Linked DNA regions of Homo sapiens: region 1 is linked to region 2. Evidence: read pairs that join two places in POLR2A ChIA-PET (ENCODE). Cell type or tissue: endothelial cell of umbilical vein. All regions are shown on one strand. Links, peaks and the distances in the headings refer to the core of each region. The heading gives the core; the rest is flanking DNA.

The links. ChIA-PET counts read pairs that join two places held together with the same protein. Peaks named below come from ENCODE experiments on the same cell type or tissue, not always from the same donor. Only the 100,000 strongest peaks of a DNase experiment are listed, where the experiment ranks them.
Region 1: POLR2A ChIA-PET joins it to region 2 with 5 read pairs; 2 of 35 experiments call an interaction of 5 or more read pairs at or near these places.

What each region holds. Positions count from the first base shown.
Region 1 is chr5:39,380,813-39,390,831 of GRCh38, forward strand. It overlaps DAB2 (DAB adaptor protein 2), which reads right to left. Exons shown (of 15, transcript NM_001343.4): 5 at 9,632-9,763; 6 at 9,040-9,120; 7 at 8,285-8,311; 8 at 7,987-8,040; 9 at 7,493-7,555; 10 at 1,806-2,459; 11 at 642-804. Among named protein-coding and RNA genes, the nearest start is that of C9, 21 kb to the left of the region's middle. RefSeq lists enhancers at 1-1,122, 1,399-2,598. In endothelial cell of umbilical vein, for the core only: no CTCF peak of the experiment used is centred there; no DNase peak of the experiment used is centred there.
Region 2 is chr5:39,437,504-39,447,522 of GRCh38, forward strand. No RefSeq gene overlaps it. Among named protein-coding and RNA genes, the nearest start is that of DAB2, 18 kb to the left of the region's middle. In endothelial cell of umbilical vein, for the core only: no CTCF peak of the experiment used is centred there; a DNase peak (open chromatin) is centred at 4,478.

The DNA of each region.
Region 1 (10,019 bases), core at 804-8,803, 57 kb before region 2:
CTAGGACTTATGTTCTAGCTTCAGTAAAACACTCAAGCTAGCCAAAATATTGGCAAGGAGCTCCTATGGCAGAAGTGCTCAGAGACTGATCAGGATGTGTGCCTGATCTACCCTTACCATACACCTAGGAACACAGCTGGGCCCAGAACCTAGGACTTTCACTCTATGACTTATTCTTGCTTCAGACTTAACTTACATCCTTCTTGGGCATATATTCCTTCTAAGAGGGCTATGTGTTGAAAGGACATAGGCCTTCGATCTATTATGGCAAAAGACATGGAAGACATGCATGTTGACAGACAAGCCTCTCTTATGTCAACCCTGTTTTGCTACTGAAGCTGGTCTGAGTTTAGAATCCCTTACAATTGTCTTTCAGGAAACCATGACCAGTTGGTTCAAGTAAGTACAATACTGAAAATGAATTTCTTGTCTCATGCTGCCTCGAGGAGCCAAATGTGAGTTACAAGTCAAGAATATCAAATGGATGTGGGGTTGTATAGTAGAAGTGGGAGAAGGGCTCCCTGGGATGCTCAAATCTTATGCTGTAAAACCCTCTGGGAGTATGAAATCTCTTCCGATGCATCATCATTTTATGAGCAAAAGCAAAAGAGTCATACTTAATTTTATCTCTAGGCACCTACCTAGACCCACCAGGGGCCCCACTGGGGCAGGAGCACTTGTTTTGAAGAGATCCAGAGGGTTGGGCTGCAGGGCTGTAGGTTGTCCTGTGGGTGACGCCTGGCCTGAAGGTTCTGAGACGGGAGGAGCAAAGATGTCTGATGCAAGCAAGTCATTGGCTGAAGACTGACAGGACAGGGAGGGAGGGAGAAGCCTTAGTTACTCACTAACAGTGAAATACAGCCTCATTTTGTCTCCTACCCTATACCCCAATTTGAGAGCCACAAAAAGGAAAACTTTTTTCTTGACAGATGAACAACAACAACTACTACTACAGAAAAAGAGTCCTCCAAAAAAAGACACAGATTCCTACAACGGACGGACTACTGAGTCTTAGTGTCTGACACTACCTAGGACTTGCAAAGTGAAATCTACTATATTCCTTTACACACTCACATTGGTCTGGTCTCATCGCTAAATGCTTGAAGTTGGGGGAGCAAGTGTGTAAAAGGGGCAACTACCAATAAGCATCCTAAATATTTTTGTTCATTCCATTGGATTTTAAGTCAGTCTACATAGAGATCATAGGGTCTTAATCCAGGCAAGCCTGTATATTCTTAGGAGAGGTAAAAAAAGACACCTATGGGAACTGCATTTTAAATTGCTCTTAAATAAAGCTGAGATCATAGTGGTAATAGTAAATACATAAGCTTAGAAAAAGCTTATGTATTTACTCAGTATTTAAAAGAGGAGATAAGCTCGAGAATTTTATACCACCACCATGGACACTGATGCAACATGATGGGTGTGCAGGGCATGTGTTAGTGTCAGGGAAGTACAAAGGGAATCACAAGAACTCTCACCCTCCCAACCCAGAACACGATGATCAAACTTACCAGAGGTATAGAAGCATAGCAGCATTAAAAATGGAAAAACTTGTGTTTAGTTTAATCATAAGTGACAAGACATGCACACGGAAAGCAGGGTGTGAAAAACACTGCTGAGAAGCTTAAAAACGGTGGCAGTTAGAGGAAAGTACTCCTGGAGAACCAAAGTGCCTTATCCCACCTTCTATTTCACAGCAACACAGGAAACTACGAGAGCAGCAGGAAAGAGAGCTTGCATCACACCACCCTTTGGTACCGAACATGCACTCTGCTAATGGATATGTGGAGAAGACAATTCACCTTAGCAGTCCTTCTGCCTCTTCCTGGTTTGGTACTTTGTGGAGGTGGGATAATGGCTATGGAGTCATGTGGTGAGGACTGGACAGAGCTTTCCAAGTCCTGCTTTACGCCATTCTGTATGGACAGTCCTTTGGGAGGGCTTCCCACAAAAGGGTTCGGGGAGGATTTGACAGAGAAGCCGTTCTGTTCTCTTTCAGATACCCCATTTTGAGTTCTCACTGCTGGCTGGGTTTGCGAACTTGAAAAGGGCCATGGGCCTGCCTGAGCTTCCTGTTTGCCAGTCCGGTTAGAGATCTGGTCAAATTGCTGACCAAAGTAGTCAACATCACCATTCAGGGGCCCATTACTCAGCGGAGTAGACGAGCTACTCGAATTCTCTTTCTTCTGATCTGGAGATTTGAGAGAATCAAACGAAGAAGGTGTCGATTGGTCTGGCTGTGTGAAAGGATCGTCACGGAAAGGATCAGGATTAGGGGTGGGAAAGAAGTTGAGATTGGCAGAAAAGGCATTTTCAGGCAAGAAGGATGCCTGAGGCGTTGGTCGAGGAAGAGAACAGGAGGTGATGCCGTTTGTTAAGAATGGATTTTCTCTTAAAGAATTCTGATTGGTGTCGATTTCAGAGTTTAGATCCACTAACAGGATATCTTTGCTTTCCTATCACATTTGGAAAGAAAAAAAAAGAAAGTGTTAGTCCATGTTGTGACTTCAAATGAGAAAATTACATAAGATGACTAGGATTATCAGAATTTCCATTTGAATTTGGTCTTGATAAATCGGTTGATCATTACCTCCTTCCATCAACCCCCGTAGTCCATTACTCCCTAGCTATAGACTAGGTCCTTTCTATTCCTCCCCAATATCATGCCCTTTTATTTAAGTCTCAACCTCATTAGGTGAAATCTTACTGTTGCTTACTTCATGTCTCTGCTCACCCTGGTTCACACATACAGACTGGCTTAATTCATTATGAGCATTGTTTCAATTTGTGACTTTGAAAGTCTTAAAGGGAATTGATTGTGAGTCACTATAAATGATTATCAAAGTATGTTGAGCTTGAAAGTAAGTGATTTCAGAAGCTTAGCTCAGCTTCCTACCTATACACATACAGTCCTCTCTATTGTACCCCCAGAGTCATGTAGGATCATCTCTCTAAATGAGAAAATTCATCGACTAATACATTCATATTTTATAGTTCTGGCTGTGATGAAATTTAAGATCAAATGCATTTCCCTAAAATCGGTCCAGTTCTTTCCTCTAGAGGTGGGAGAGAGGCTTTTCTTTTATATCACGGCCTTCAGGTATGTCTCTTAATATTTAAGGCTCTTGCTGAAGCTGATAGTCAAGTAGGATCTCATCCTCATCATCCCAGTCTCTCCTCTGGGCTTACCCTTTTTGTCTATGTCCTCTGAAAGAGACACTCAATACTGATCTAATTTAGTCAATCACACATTAAGATCTCCTATTTGTACATCTTTTCATAACATTGCTTAGAGTTGCCTGTGTTGTGACAGTAATCTCATCTATTTAGTGGTTAAAGTCAACCAACAACTGATCTTTAATTTATATACAGTAGTCCCTCCTTATCCTCAGGGAATATGTTCCAAGGCCCACAGTGGATGTCTGAAATGGCACATAGTGCCAAAACCTATATACAGTATTTTTCTCATATACATACACATGATAAAGTTTAATTTATCAATTAGGCACAATAAGAGATTAACAAGTAATAAAATAGAATGATTATAACAATATGCTGTAATAAAAGTTATTTGAATGTGGTCTCTCTGTCTCTCTTCTCTCAAAATATTATATTGTACCGTACTCACTTATTTTCAGACCAAGGTTGACCACAGACTTAATTTCAGAAAGTGAAACTGCAGATAAAGGGGGACTATTGTACAAGGTAGAGACATGGGTTTAAGAGTTAATTTGAAAGACATATCAAATATGTAGCTCTACTAATTCTATCCCCTCTCTATCATTTCTCTGGTGTGTTAATTTTTTGGATTTTCAACTGTTTGATAAAAAATTCTCAGCTTAAAAGCAGTAAATTTGATGAATCCGACATGTCTTTATTCCAGTAAAAGACAGAATTATAACTCATCCTAGAACAGAACTTTCATACTGACATCACTTCCTTCTGCTTGACTTTGATCCATTAAATACTTAACTATGCTACCCAGAGAAGAATATAAATGATAAAAAATGCCTTGCTGAAGTGCAAGTTATAGTAGTTATCTTGCATTACCCTGAGCAGAATACTAAATATTTTGATCATTGGGGAAAATAAACAACTTCAAGGGAATATAAAATTTGCAAACTAGTAAATACAAAAGGGTTCAAATAGAACTCCTTGGCTTTTAAAAGAAAAAAAAATACCCAATTGTTTAGAAAGTTTAAGTCCTATTTCATGGCCACAAAAGAGACAGCAAAATCAGACCTAAATGGTAATCTATCTTTTGGATTCCTTTACTGTGAGGCATAAAAATACAGTTTTTATAAGCCAAAGCCAGGCTTTCTCTTTATAAAAGAAGAATTTGTCACAAGAAAGAGCTTATAATTAAAAAAAAATTTAATCAGAGAAATGGATTGGAAGAGCTATTAATCTAGGGATCTTTATACAATCAAAAGGTAGGATAAAATGTATTACAAAAGCTTGTGATTTCAATATTTATTTATTTGTTTTGAGCCACCTCTGGGTTAGAACAGTTGAGTGTTCACAGCTGGTAGAGTTCTCGTTTTCAAATACTTCAGAAGAAGTTCTTAGGACACCAAACAGGAGCCACAATGTTAGACTTCTGAATAGTCACCCTATAAGTAAAATGTATAAGGCTCTCCTCAGGCTGGGTTTGTTATTAATCCAAGATTAAAAGTGTAGTTCACAGACTACAACTGAGAGCCCAAAGACTCCTCATCCACCCACTTGGTCAGCGCCTCATTCATTCTTTGTCGAACTGTCAACACTGCCTCCAGTTGGCCACTGTTTGAGCACCTGAGCCGCACGCACTGGAGACACGGCAGTGCGTTACAGAACCTGCTCGTAGGGAGCTCCAGTAATCGGACATAAATCCTGAGTTCCATAGCCTAGCTCTTCTCTGGGTGGCTAATCTCACCTAACCATTCCAGTTTGTCAGACTGAGGACTTCTCTACTCAAAGCCTTAAGTGGCTTACTGCTGGCTCCCTATATTAAAATAAACCTCCTTAGGCCAAATTTCCAAATGATCCACAATAAGACCCACGTTGTTTCTAGCCCAACTATGATCTATTTTCCTACACACTTCAAAGACCCAACTCAAATTCAGATTCTTTACAAAGCTTTTAGCATCGATTTTTCTGTCTGCACTTGCCCTGTGCCCACCCGTGTTATCTTATGGCATGTACACAAGGACATAAGTGACACTCCTGCTTTGTATCCTGATCCCATCCCTTGTACCAGATTTAATCTCCTTGATCACAGATCATGTCTTATATTCTTTCCATAGTAACTGTGCTTTCAAGTGGTTGTTAAAGTTGCAGAACATGGGTTTTTATGTTTTTCTTTCTTTTCCTTTTTTGAGATGCAGTGTGGAAGGATAATGCTCAAGGGGCTTGCCAATAAAAATTCTGTTCTAGGGGATACCACATAGTTTGCAACATGAGCATTATTTGAAACTCATAAAACTTTTCTGTATAAATTTGAGGGGAGTGACAACCATCTAGGACCAATAATAAAGTCTAGGTAATTTAGATTTCTTTCTCTCTTTACATATTTCAGAGCAATTGTTGAAAGAGTTGAATATTTTTAAACATGCTGGCTTTACCAAGTAGAGATAAATCTATTTTTGACCTATGACTATAGAGTCAATAGATAAGAACATGTCAAAGCCTAACCAGCACATAATTAGATCTGTTAGCCTTCTTTTGGTTATCAGAGAGTATATATTTTGATGGTATTTATTACTTTATTGTTAGTTTAACTAAAACTTGAATTCCTATAAATAAAAAATTCTTAGACTTCATAAAGTCTAATAAAAATGAGACTGAAGATTATCCATGTTGTTTTCCATTTCCTTTTTTAGAACATTCTAGAAGTCTACAGAAGTAGATTATATAGGCAGTACTTCCTTGCCTATTCCAGTGGAATTCCACTTCATATCTTGAGTGCTTTGCTCTCTTTGAATATTACTTGTTTGAATGTCATTTATACTTGGGAAGTAAGTGTTCAGATACTGATTTATTTGAGAAAACATCACTAATGGAGGAGAGCACAAAGTTGACTACAAATCAAAAGGACCTCAGAGTTAGGATGGACCTGTCAGGATAATCTAGTCTAGTACTTTAAAAAGTTTATCCTCAGAACTATAACAAAAATTATGAAGAATGAAAGGTTCTATAGGCAAGTGAGTTAGGGCTCACTGCTAAAATGAATATTAAACAGGCTTCTCTCTTAAAGGCATTTTAGAATGCTACCATGCATTGTGATACTCATATGGTTAGGGTCAGAGAAGAATGCATGAAGTCCCTGCTCCTCTCCATCTCATTTGACCTGAAAGTTTTATGCAGTAAGGATTCACAGGCCTCAAATTCTCTGCAGAAGTCTGAAGGGAGAATTTTATCCAATCTTTGATCCATTGCTTCAACTCCTGTAACCTTGGTCACATAGGCTTCCATGATAATTTCCTGATACAAGAGAGTCCTTTCTAGACATTTCCCCCCATTATTCTAGACTAATTCTCTTTTTGTCTGTTTATTGCCTTCTCATCTTTTATGTTCAAATCTAGAAACTCACTCCTGCAGAAGCATTACCTGAATCTGAACTAGATAAATACCCTGTAGTAACATCAATTACTAACGATGTGATTAGTTTTAATGTTGGTCTCCCTGCCGGAGAGTAAATTCCATGATGTCATTGATGTTGTGCATCTTACTGCTATGCCTTGCAAATAGCAGGTGCTCAGGAAACTGTTACATAAATAAAAGAAGTTGCAAGAAGTCATTCAAAATGTCATGGACATTTTCATTAGAGGTATGTTTTGGAAGGTCTGAAGACTTGGGCCTAAGTCTTGAATCTGGACCTCTTTCCTTTTTATTTTTTTTTCTTCTTTTTTTTCCCTGAACCACCATTTTTTTTTAATTTATAAAGGAAAATACTGTTCTGTTCTTACAGGGTTGTTACAGATCATTCAATATTGAGCAGACTGGATATGGTATAAAATCCTATGAGAATGGGCAGCTTTCTAACAAGGACAAGCTTTGGTGGAATATAACTGAGCCACTTGTTTGTTTTAAATCTTACTTCACACCAAATTTATGCTGCTAAATTGCAACAGACAGAATGCAAAAGAAATGAAGAGGCCAGGAGGCTTTATGATTAACCATCTAACAGTCATACTTTCTTCAAGTAGGCTTATTCAAGGACTATTATTCACCTCCTCCTTCTAATCCTAAGTGATACCAAGAAGGACTACATTGCTGACTTATTGTTCAGGTTTAATCTGTAAGCAATATTAATATAACTGAATTAGTGTGGATAGGTTCCCATGGTGACTTAAGATTCACATTTATTCTAAAAACCATTGACACTTCATTTGCAAAAATCAACAGTCACCTTCCAAGTTTCAATGAGATGCTTAAGATTTCTGGTTATTGCCAATTTGAGTTATAGATGTCATTTTATTACATTGCAAATTTAAAAACAAACACTTACTGTTGGACTATTTAGGTCAGGAGGTGTAGACATGTCCCCAAACAAATCCATCTGGTCAACACCCTTAAAAAAGTATTTGGATTAGATTCAGATGTGTCTACTAAAAAAGATTACTTCGTATATTGTAATCATTTGTTTCCTAAAGTTTAGGAAAGTAGCTGTCACAATTTAATTTCCATTTAACTAATAGATTTCATATTAAGCTGTTTAGGTCAGGAAGTGTAGACATGTCTCAAAGCAAATCTATCTTGTCCACATCCTTAAAAAGTATTAGATTAGATTCAGGTGTGGCTACTAAAAAGATTACTTTTCTAATCTTTTTTTGACTACTTTTGTATATTGACATAGATGTTACACTAATATTTTGAAAAACAGTTGTCTCAATTGGATTTTCATATAGATTCAATACAGATTTGGTATCAGCAACATCTACAGGAAGTAGAACCCATGTTCAGATAAGTAAGAACTGTCAAACGTCACATATTAATACATACCGATTTCAGTTTGTTAGTTTGGTCATCTAGAATCATTAGGGCCTCACTCCCATTCTGAAAAGATAGCAAATATTTAAGGATTTAGTTGAGCTTTGTCTATAAAATGTATTTGTCCACTCTATTAGTCTGCTAAGCAGCAATGGTTTTGGTATCATCTTTTAACTAAACATCTTTCATGATCAGAGAAGTCATAAACACATAGTAATAAGCGAGGTGGCGAGAGTGGTTGGGCAGGTAGAAAACAGGGGCTTACGCATGTCACACACATGATTAACAAGAAGTAAAGATGCAATTTTACCTCAACTGCTTTGCTGGCTTCCTCTATCTAAAAAGAAAGATACATATTCAGTGATCTTCATATTCATAGTGAAAGGGAGTTAAATACACAAACAAGTATGCCTATGGTTCACAGGCATAAGGCAAGAATAAGTCTTGTATATTATTTCTGCCCTCCGTTCCCCTCCCCTTTTCATATCAATATAAGGTTTGAGTAGAGTTACTGGATTTAAACTTGGTTGTCCTGTATATTTCCTAGAATTAATATGAATCTCATAGAGAGAAAAAAAATAAAAGCCAGGGAGTGCAGATTAGAAGTGCCTAACCATAAAAATGTATCCATTGCCCTATTGGGAAGAATAGACAATACATATAGAAGCCAAATTTTCAGATAGACCATATTTATATATAATATTAAACATAGTCCTGAGTACAGTTTTAAGTTTGTTTGTTTGAGACAGAGTCTCGTTCTGTCGCCCAGGCTGGAGTGCAGTGGCACCATCTCGGCTGACTGCAACCTCTGCCTCCCGGGTTCAAGTGATTCTCCTTGCTTCAGACGCCCAAGTAGCTGGGATTACAGGTGCCCACCACCACCCCTGGCTAATTTTTGTAGTTTTAGTAGTGATGAGGTTTCGCCATGTTGGCCAGGCTGGTCTCGAACTCCTGACCTCAGGTGATCCACCCACCTCTGCCTCCCGAAGTGCTGGGATTATAGGTGTGAGCCACCATGCCCAGCCAGTTTTAAATTTAATAGAGCCTTAATCAGGTAGTACTTGCCTTTTTCTTTTCTTCTTCCTTTTTCTTTACATTATAGATAACTTGAAAAAGGTCTTTAAGATCAACAACTAATGGTTCAGCCTGCAGTAAGGGAAAGCACTGTTATCCGTATTTTAATTTTAGTATTTTATTTCCTTTGTCTGCTATCAATTATAATTCATACTGGGATTTTTTTTTTAATCTTAAAACGCCTTACTACCCTCTGCTGGCTTATAGGGGATCACCACCAACCCAATCCTCACCCTTAGGTATATAAAAGACAGCAGGGTTAATAAGTATTTAGACAAAACAAGAGGTATCATGATCATATTTGAAGTCCTTTAAGGTTCCTGAGAATAATTCACCACTGTTGTGAAGTCAGTATTCACTTTATAAGAAGGTCCATTCTCACAATCCTGTGGCACACAGCAGTGCATAGCTATCAATGACATTTTTAAAAGATTCCATAGGCCAATAAAAATAGTCATTCTCGGAATTATTATTTAGCCCTCTTACATCCAATTATTTCCAGTAAATCTTTTAGTTGAGTGACAGACACTCCAATGTCCACAGAGGACAAGTCCCCAGGTCTATGTCAAGACTTAGAGCTCACCTGTTGCCCGGTTTTTATGGCAAAAAACTGATGCTGGCCTTCTCCTCCACACACGTAACCAAATGCCCGGTTGTCTGTCACATCACGGGCAATGAAAGAAATCTTATTTACTGGATGTTCATGCTCTATTACCTTAAAAAAGAACATAAAGAGTAATTTATTAAGAAAACTAGAATCTATTTGCAGGCTAGCACACCGAAGCCTCAGACACATATATGAAGGCATATATGAAAAGTTTAAACCATTTGAAGATAGACTTTTCATTTCTGGTTGAAGGCTAGAGCATTACTCTTTCTAGAAAGGGCTCAAAAGAAAGAAGAATAGAAAACGTAAGTGGGAAGAATGTTCCTTCTTAAAATATTGATACTTTACTCTCCCTGCTTTAAAG
Region 2 (10,019 bases), core at 1,124-9,123:
CTTATCAGAATGCCCAAGCCAGGCATTCTTTTGATGTCCCTAGGTTTGATGTCCCTATGCTCCTCAAGTACTTTTTTTACTGGGTTACTGATTTCAAGCTGGAGTCAGATGATTTGCTAAATGACCTCATCTTCCTGTCTGTTTCACACCACGGGGGTGAAGAGAGCAAATAGGTACAAAGTCTGTTTGGCTTCTGAGCCCTAGAAAGAGGCCTGTATTGCTGTCATGTGCTTGTCTGGTGAGATGTTCCAGAGTCTGTTTTCCTTTCTCCTAGATTCATAAAGTCAGGAAATCAATCTACAAAGCTCCAAGTAAATTTTCTTTCAGGGGCATTTTTGGTAGTCAGGACATGGCTGCAAAGGGCAATACTACATTATGAAAGCACTGCTGATATTTGGGAATGGGGGAGATTCCCTTCTCTTCTTTATCCTCTTGCCTCTCAACAATCAGTAGCACCTCCACCAGTGGACAGAAATAGGAATGGGATAGAACTTGGAAACAACTTTGATCTTGATGAAGATAATGCTATTTTGCATTATTTGCACACAATTTTTTTAGTTTAATATAGCTTTTAAAAATATTTTCAGGCTGAGGTGGGAGGATCATCTGCATATGGGAAGTCAAAGCTGCAGTGAGCTGTGATCCTGCCACTGCACTCCAGACTGAGTGACAGAGCGAGACCCTGTCTCAAAAATATATATATATTTATATATTCATATATATGTATATATTCATTTATATATTTATATATTCTTATATATGTGTATCTATGAATATATATATATATATATTACGGTTTGGCTGTGTCCCCACCCAAATCTCATCTTGAATTGTAACTCCCGCAATTCCCACATGTTGCAAGAGGAACCTGGTGGGGAGGTGATTGAATTATGGGGGCAGGTGTTTCCTGCACTGTTCTCGTGATAGTGAATGAGTCTCACTAGATCTGATGGTTTTAAAAAGACAGAAATGCACATATTTTCTTTCTTTGCCTGCCACTATCCACGTAAGATGTGATGCTCCTCCTTGCCTTCCACCATGATTGTGAGGCCTCCCCAGCCACTTGGAAAAGGGAGTCCAATTAAACCTCTTTCTTTCATAAATTGCCCAGTCTCAGGTATGTCTTTATCAGCAGCATGAAAACAGACTAATACAATGTATATTCTCATTTGATTCTTATATTAATTTTTTTCAAGTGAGACCATTGTCATTGTTTTCATTTTCAAGACGATAATGTTGGGTCTCAGAGAGGTCAGGAATTCCTTCAAGTGCACATTGATTGCTGGTGAAGGTGCCAATTCTTCTCTTATTACTCTGCCCTTATAATTGATCTTTCAATTATTCTGCATGACCTCTTAAATATTTGATAAAGGAGAAGGTAGAAGGAACAGATAATAGCGTTTTAAACTGTCCATCATGTCTCCATTAGCACAGATGCTTTGAATTTAGCTATATTTTAATTTCTCCCCTTAGATGCATACGGTTTTTAATCTCCAAGTATCTCTAAGCATTATGCTGTAAAACCATAGTGCTTTCTATTTCTATTTTGCCTAAAATATTTTAATTGGATCAGAAAATTGTTTTGGTACCATATGTAATATATGGTACAACTTAGTTCTCAACTTTGTTTGGGCTTTTGCTTCCCAAACAAGTCAATTTCTTGCTACAAACAGGTAGGGTCCTTTTGGTTTATACCTGCCATCGATGTAAGACAACTGTCCTTGGTTATTTGGATTAGTGTTAAGTCTCGGAGTAGCAGTAAGTCCTATGCCCTATGAAGAAGGATTGCCCAGAAGAGACGTGAAGGGGAGCATTAGCATCTCTTCATGGCCATCTGGTTCTTCTTAGCTGAGGAATGCCCACTGGTTGTAGCAGTTCTGAGCAAAACTCATAGAAAAAGGTATAGCCTTCAAGGCAAACCCAGAAAAAAGTTCAAGAGAATAGAGTTAGGGCTGTCACGGAAGTGCTATTTACAATAAAAGTAAAATCTGATATAAATCTAGTAAAACATTTACCTTTTGGATTGGGAAACATTTTTGGCTGAAATAATCGTCTTAGATAATTTATATTATTCATTTTAATTGAATAGTCTCCAGGCTGAACTGACATGTAAGTCTGAACACAACAAAAATTCAAGTATTTTTAAAACAATAATAGTATTATGTTAACTAAAGAAGTGAGTAGAGATACTTGTCATTTAACTGAATGGATCTTCTTAAAACCTAATAGAAGATGCTAACTAATGAACACAAATGATAATGAGGAAATGAAACCATAGGGTAATTATTCATAACAAGGGAGGCTAAGGTTTGATATTCCTTAGTAGAAAAGATGCTTTTACCGTCTAATAGAGGGTACCTAGATTGGTGTAGCGTTGACCTGGTGTCCAATATTGGCACACCCATTACGTTGTGTTCTGTAGCAGATGACTAATTCCTAATTCCAAATGTCTAATTTAATGACACATTAGAAAAATGTGTGGCACTCTTCTGATGTGAAAAATATCTGTCCTGCATATTATGATTGAAGAGATGAAATCAGTCATGACAGAAATGTCATAAAATGCCTCTATTTTTAAAAGAGCTATCATTACATACATTTGTTATAAAAAGGAGGATTAGACTCAATCAGATTTTTGCTTTCAATTGATTTATGTAAATCAAAAATGATTTTAAAATGCAAATAATTTGATAATGCTCTGAGTTAGAGATCATCTTATTTTTTAGAGAGCTTATTAGCAAAGCTTATTTCTTAGCCCAATTCCAAATTACATATGAAAGACCACATAGAGAAGATATTGTTATTTGTGTTGAGTATATAGTAGGTCTACAGAACTGAAATAAATGTACTCCCCACAAGCAACTGGCATTGTAAAACTGAAAGTAGATTATGATTCATTTAACAATAATGATATTAGATGATTTGTTTATGTCTCCTGCCAACAAAAAATATGGATAGATAAGAAAGTGTTCTGCGTATGCTTTTAATAAATCATTGATATAATCATAAAATATATAGAGTATTTTAATATGTATCCACATACAATCTCCTTTCAATTTTAACATAAATATTATGCAGACCGAACTACTGGATTATATAGCAATGAAGCCAGATATTCCAATTAAGACTTCTAAGAAGTATTTAAATGGAATCAATTTTTTCTCTTGTTAAGTCTACCAACAGATATGAAACATTAAATAGATGTTTTTACTCTTCTAACAGCTGTAGAATTCCTCTTAAAAATGTATTCTGGCGTGAGTCCCAACTTTATTCTTTCATACTTGCTTCTCTCTGAGTGTCAACAGAAGTTGAATTTTTCCAATAACCAAAAACAAGGTTTCTCTTAAAATTGTTAGTTTTTATCATACAACCTTGCATAAAACTGATTTAATAGAATAAGAAACATTCTGTTTTTTATGGATACTTTTTAGAGCTTACTAAATGCTATCAGTGTGTCAGGAATTTTAGCCTAAATATTAATACCAGGATTTACTTTAGCTTTATGTTTTTTGGGGAGGTGAGATGGGATGGGGAAAGAATATTCCTATAAATGTTACTACAGCAGTGCTACTTGCTGTTCAAACTGAAAACATTAATGATGGTTTGGAAGGTGACGCCCTACAAAAATATTTCAGTCATTCTGAATAAGGCTTGAAAAAAACATTTCTACAACATTTAACTCTGAGTAGAAAGCAGGGGCCTTGGGCATCCAAACAATGCTGCTTCTATTAGCAACAAGCCTAAAATGAAAAGGAAATCATATTGCCTTTCATTTCCTTCCTTCCACACTCTTAGAAAGAAGGAAGAAAGAAAAAAAGAGAGAGAGAGAAAGAAAGGAAGAAAGAAAAGAAAAAAGCTTAATCAAGCCAAAACTATCTGGACATACTTTAGGAATGTTGCATGCATATGTATGTGTGTTTATGATTGTATGGGTATATGTATGTCGTATTTCAGCTAGGGAGTATTTTCCCCATCTCTACAGTTTCTACACCAGCTTAAAACCAAATAATATTTAATTACTTCCATAAAAATGCCAAAATAACAAAAACATGCCTGAAAAAGGCAGCAATAAGAAGAAAGCATGCTATATATGTTATAGCCAACCTCAAACATCATTCACAAAACAAGCAAGTGGCCTAACTAGGAATTTTCCAAGTGCTTTTCTGGGAGAGGTTAACTCCCATATGGAGAGCTTCAAAATAGAAGAGGAAAATGACAGGTTAGTGTGGCCCCGTTTTACTGATTTTTCCCTAAAATAAAGATTGCATTTTGAATTACAATGCAAGTGCCCAGAAGCTGCTTATGAGAAGGCATCAGGAATTCTAACAATAATTTAGCATGCTGGCCCTTTTTTACAGAAAAGAAAACTCAGTCTTGACCAGGAGGAGATGTCTTTGTAAGAGGCAGGCCCTGATGGTTCAACCTGATCAACCCTGTTTTTGGAAGCTTTTCCACTTTGGATTCAGTTGACTTCTGCTTTTGGTGTTTTTAGAGACCAACAGAGGTTATCCAACAGGAAATACTGGAATAGTTTTTGCAAGACTTCCATTTCCCCGTCACTGGCTTGAACAGGAATAGGGACTACCATGTGATATTGCTGAACTTTGCTAAGAAACTTTTGAGGCATGATACATTAAATCAGTTTAGTTCTATTTGAGGAAAATTGAAATGGTGCAGGTCTGCACAGCTCCTAGAACTATAGCCTCTCCGAATCTTCAAGAACTCTGGGGTTTGTGTGGTCCAGCCTCCCTTCCAGTACTTTCTCCCTGCCCCAAGAAAATTTACCCTAGGAGACATTCAGCGAAGGGGATTTTCTGGGGTATTCTACTGAGTCCTTACTTAGGTTGAATACTTTTTCTGTTTGGTCCTCACCAAAAGCATAAAATTCTGTCTTTTTTAGACAGCTTCAGGTTTTGCTTGCATTTTTCAAGGCTCAGAGACCTTGCATAAAACTAACCCAGATGTCAGCTGATGTACTCTGAACTTAAGAGTGGGAACCTTGAGTTTCTTCCTGTCTCTCTGAAGATTCTCAAGGGGAGACGATTTATAGTTTTCCTGGCCACTGCTGGCTTGGAGCTCTTGTTTCTGCTGATTTTTTTTCAGTTCATGGTTCACTCTGCTGTCCCTTGCCTGTCATCTCTATTTTTCACCACATCAAACTCAACATCCTTCCTTGATCAGTCCCTAGCCCTTACATGAAACCCACCTAAACCAAGACTGTGTGCCTATAGCAGTCCTTTCTGAAGGTGTGAAAATGAATGGGATTTATTTTGACATATACATATACATATATATATATACACACACACATAGTTATTAAATTTTTCATATATATTTTAGGATATATTAAAATACAAATATATCTATTTTGACATACAGTCATGCACCACATAATGACATTTCAGTAAATGACAGACTGTGTATACTGCGGTGGTCCCATAAGATTATAATGTAGCTGAAAAATTCCTATCACTTAGGGACCTCAGAGTTATCGTAAAGTCATAGCACAATGCATTACCTTTTCTATGTTTTGCTATGTTTAGATACACAAATAGTTACCATTGTGTTACAATTGCTTACAGCATTCAATATGGTAACATGCTGAATAGGTTTGTAGCCTAGGAGCAATAGGTTATGTGGTATAGCCCAGGTATGTCGTAAGCTATGTCACCTGAGTTTGTGTAAGAACACTATGATGTTTGCACAATGACAAAATCATCTAATAATGACCAGAATGTATTCTTATTGTTAAGTGATACATTGCCATATATATTAATGTTAGACATTCCTATAATTCTTATTCTTTGCTTCCTTGCCCAACTATACACTTCTTCCATCCTTCAATTCCTATGCTTTTCATATGAAAAGTGATTTAGAAATCTCGTTTGCTCCCTCCCCTCTCTACCATTGCCAAATGTTTGTAGTGATTGGCTGACATTTTATCACTCTCACCTCTGGTCTTTACATGCCCTCATGTTCTTATCTACTCCAAAAGTATATCAAGACTTTTTTTTTTGAGACAGAGTCCACTCTGTCTCCCACTCTGTCTCCCAGGCTGGAGTGCAGTGGCGTGGCGTCGGCCCACTACAACCTCCACCTCCCAGGTTCCTGCTTTAGCCTGCCTTGGCCTCCCAAGTAGTTGGGATTACAGGTGGGCACCACCGTGCCCAACTAATTTTTTGTATTTTTATTAGAGATGGGGTTTCACTATGTTGGCCAGGGTGGTCTCAAACTCCTGACTTCAAGTGATTCCACCTGCCGTGGCCTCCCAAAGTGCTGGGATTACAGGCGTGAGCCACCGCACCCGGCCGTTATATCATGACATTTTAAATGAAACCTGCTCCCTCCTTGAAGAGGACAAATACGTTATTTTTTTTATGTGGTATTTGACAATCTTTCCAGATATTGCCCCATACACAGTGCATTTGCTAGAAGATTACAAGGAAAAAGGAAGAATTCAAACAACTGGGCAAAAAAATACTGAGTACCGATTTAATTTACTGAGCCTACCACAAAGTTAGGATTTTTCAAACTGTAGTTGTCGGTTTAGTTATGCTGTGCTAAATAAAAAAAGTAAAAAATATGTCCTCCTGAGCTAAGAGGGGAAAGGTTGACCTTTATCTAGATTAAACACTTGTCTAAGTCTGAAATTTTATAAATAAATCCATTGAAGTATTGGTGAAAGTACTTCAGGGAGACCAAGTGAGAAAGTTGAGATCAAGGGGGAAGTTTTTCTGACATTACTATTCTATTTTAGCTTATGGCTTTAGAAACTTTGATCAAGGCCACAAATATTATAAAAATACAAGAAAGCAGAGCATAAGAGTTAGCTAGGAAATATGGTCATACACTCCTATTTTACAGGACAGCTCTGCCTTCAAATGTTCTGTCTTTAATGTCTCTTGTACAAGTCTTTATGTCTCTAATATTTATTAATGCATGGCTCAGAATATATATATATATATATATCATACATGAGACGAAGGAATTATTTGAACTAAAACATTGCAAATCTAAATTGAAAATGTAGTATACAAAGGCCAGGAGTGATGGCTCACACCAGTAATCCCGGCACTTTGGGAGGCCAAGGTGGGTGGATCACTTGAGCTCAGGAGTTTGAGACCAGCCTGGGCAACACGGCAAAACCCCATCTCTATGAAAAATACAAAAATTAGCCAGGTGTGGTGGTGTGGGCCTGTAGTCTTAGCTACTTCGGAGGTTGAGAGATGGGAGGATCACTTGAGCCTAGGAGGAGGAGGTTGCAGTAAGCTGAGATTGTGCCACTGTACTTACTCCAGCCTGGGTGATAGAGCTAGACCTTGTCTCAAAAAAAAATTATATACATATATATATGTATATATACACGTATATATATACGTATATATATACACACATATATGTACATATATACATATATACACACATATATATATACATATATACATATATACACATATATGTGTGTATATACACATACATGTGTATACATGCATATATACACATACATGTGTATACATGCATGTATACACATGTATGTGTATATATGCATATACACATGTATGTGTATATATACATATATACACACATATATACACATATATGTGTATATATACATACATATATATAGTATTCAGTTAAAGAAGGCATTAAACTCACGTTTATCCTTTCTCTCCCTTAATACACCACTAAACTGTTATTATGTGAATAAAAAGCTGTCTGACAAAGAGAATTCCTAGGATGACATCCCAGTGTCAGGTCTGGACATCAACTGCCATATACATCCTATAGAACAAGGATGAAGGTGTTTCTGATGGAGGCATCCAGGGAATGAATAAAGTGAGAAGTATGGCAAAGTATTTCTGTTGTGGCAACTGCCCAGGAGAAGAGAAGAAAATAAGATGACTTATCTGCTGGAGCGCTTATACACACTTTAATAAACTCTATTTATGTAGCCAACAATAGTGCTTTAATAATATTAAGAAGATGATGTGGAGAGGTGCAGATGCTGTTATGTATGAGTTAAATTTTATAGGAAGAAAAAATTTAAAAATCACTGGATAATATCTGAAGTTGTAAATTAAAAACTAGCAGCATGCCTTGATTCTCTTATTTTAAGTTACAATAATAAAAAAGAATCAGTTGGAAAATATTTTGCAAAACTGTCAAGTTGTTTGTGATCTTTTATTTAATTTTTGAAAATGTATTTGTGTTACTTTTGGCTTTTTTATTGCCCTAATTACTAGAAACTTTACTTGTACATCTTTGAACTTCTGATCTTAAACTGTTCAGAGAAAAAGCTAAAGGGTTTTATCATGTCAAGCAGAACCAGCAACATAGCTTAAAAATTAGTATGGAGGTAACTACAAGAAAAAAACAACTGAAAGAACTAAAGATGATTTCTTATCATTCAGAGATGGAAGATGAGGGGGCGGGAGCCAGAAATTAATGTTTTCCTCAATAAGCCTTTCCTTACTTGATGAATTTTTTATTATACATGATTAATTTTATTCTTACAAAGCAAAAATAAAAAATTTTAAGCTAAACTGATCTTTTCATTGTATGCTTAAGCCCCTCTCTGGGTCATCAATTTCCTCAGTCAATTTTGAATTATCCTGCACGGCACACAAGTCCATGCCTGAGCTGGTTCTAGCTCACCTTGTTTCTTTCTGTCCTGCAATCTTAGGGAACCTTGTGTGTTTGTCAGAAAACAGCCCAGACATTTCTCTTGCTGCCTCCTGTTTCCTTAACCTGGGATACCCTCCCTCCTTTCCTCACCTGGGATACCCTCCCTCGTTTCCTCACCTGCCTTGTCCCTGTGAAGGGCTAACACTACTTGTTCATCTTTGAGATCTTGGCTGAAACATTGCCTTTCTGGACAGCTCTTCATAACCCCCAGAAGGCTGAGTTAGGTCATTTTTCACTGTGCTTCCACAGAATTCTGTACTTGTGACTAATATAGTGACAGTCACTCTACTGTCATTCTCTAGTCCATTTTTGTATCTACTCCCAAAATGGGAGCTTCCCCAGCATAAAGTCTTTCTCTTATTTACTGTTTGTCCCTGGCAGGTACCACAGGGCCTGCACGTAGGAGGCATCACGTATTTTTTTGGAATGAAAAAATTAAGGGAAGGAAGAAGTAGGCAGGGCTATAGATAACCAGCAGATCAGAATGGGGGAAAGTCAGTGGTTCTGCGAATGCCTTTGTAAAAATATTTAAAGTATTATATTTTCTTTTTTGCCTCAAATCACATAGTTCATCAATTCTAAGATAACTCTTTTTTCTATTTTAATATCTTAAATAAGAATGTATCACACATTTGATGGCATGCATAGATTTTCAAATGGCAGCTTTCTTGGTGGTAGGAAAATAATGATATGTCTTACCATCAAGAGAGTCTTGAGTCAATTAACTATAGTACATAAAAATATAGCTATAACATGTCTGTGAAGAAATAGAACAGAATTGGAATTCTGAGTTGGACTTACATAGGGTGTGAGGAGCAAGAATTGTAAGAACTGAAAGATATCAAAGTTTCTTGGCTTGGAGAGAAAGTTGGGAACAGAGCTGTGTGGAAAGAGAACAAGAGCAGTCTAGGCAACTCATGGTTTCTTTTCCCAGTTAGTAAGATAGGCTGCAGAGTGATAAAGCTCCTTACCCACATACTCCTGCCCACGTTTATGACAAAGTAAGTGGCAAAGGCAAAAGGTTAGTTTGACTCATTGTTCGGTGGCACTGAAATAACATGTTTTAACTCAGTTTCACAGGCCACCCTGTCAGAAGGGGAAAAATTATTGAAAAGAAAAACAGGGATTCTTGTTTCAGGATGCATCACCAGTCAGTTAAGAAAACTTGGAAAGTGGAAACCCTCCACATTGTTTTAGGTCATGACGCCAAAACCCAAGCCCAAATTAACCATTGTTGGGTAAAACCCCTGATTTTGCAAAACCCAGTTCCAAACCAACTCTGACTGATACAATCAAGTGAGGGACAATATTTAGAAAATATTTCTTAGAAAAAT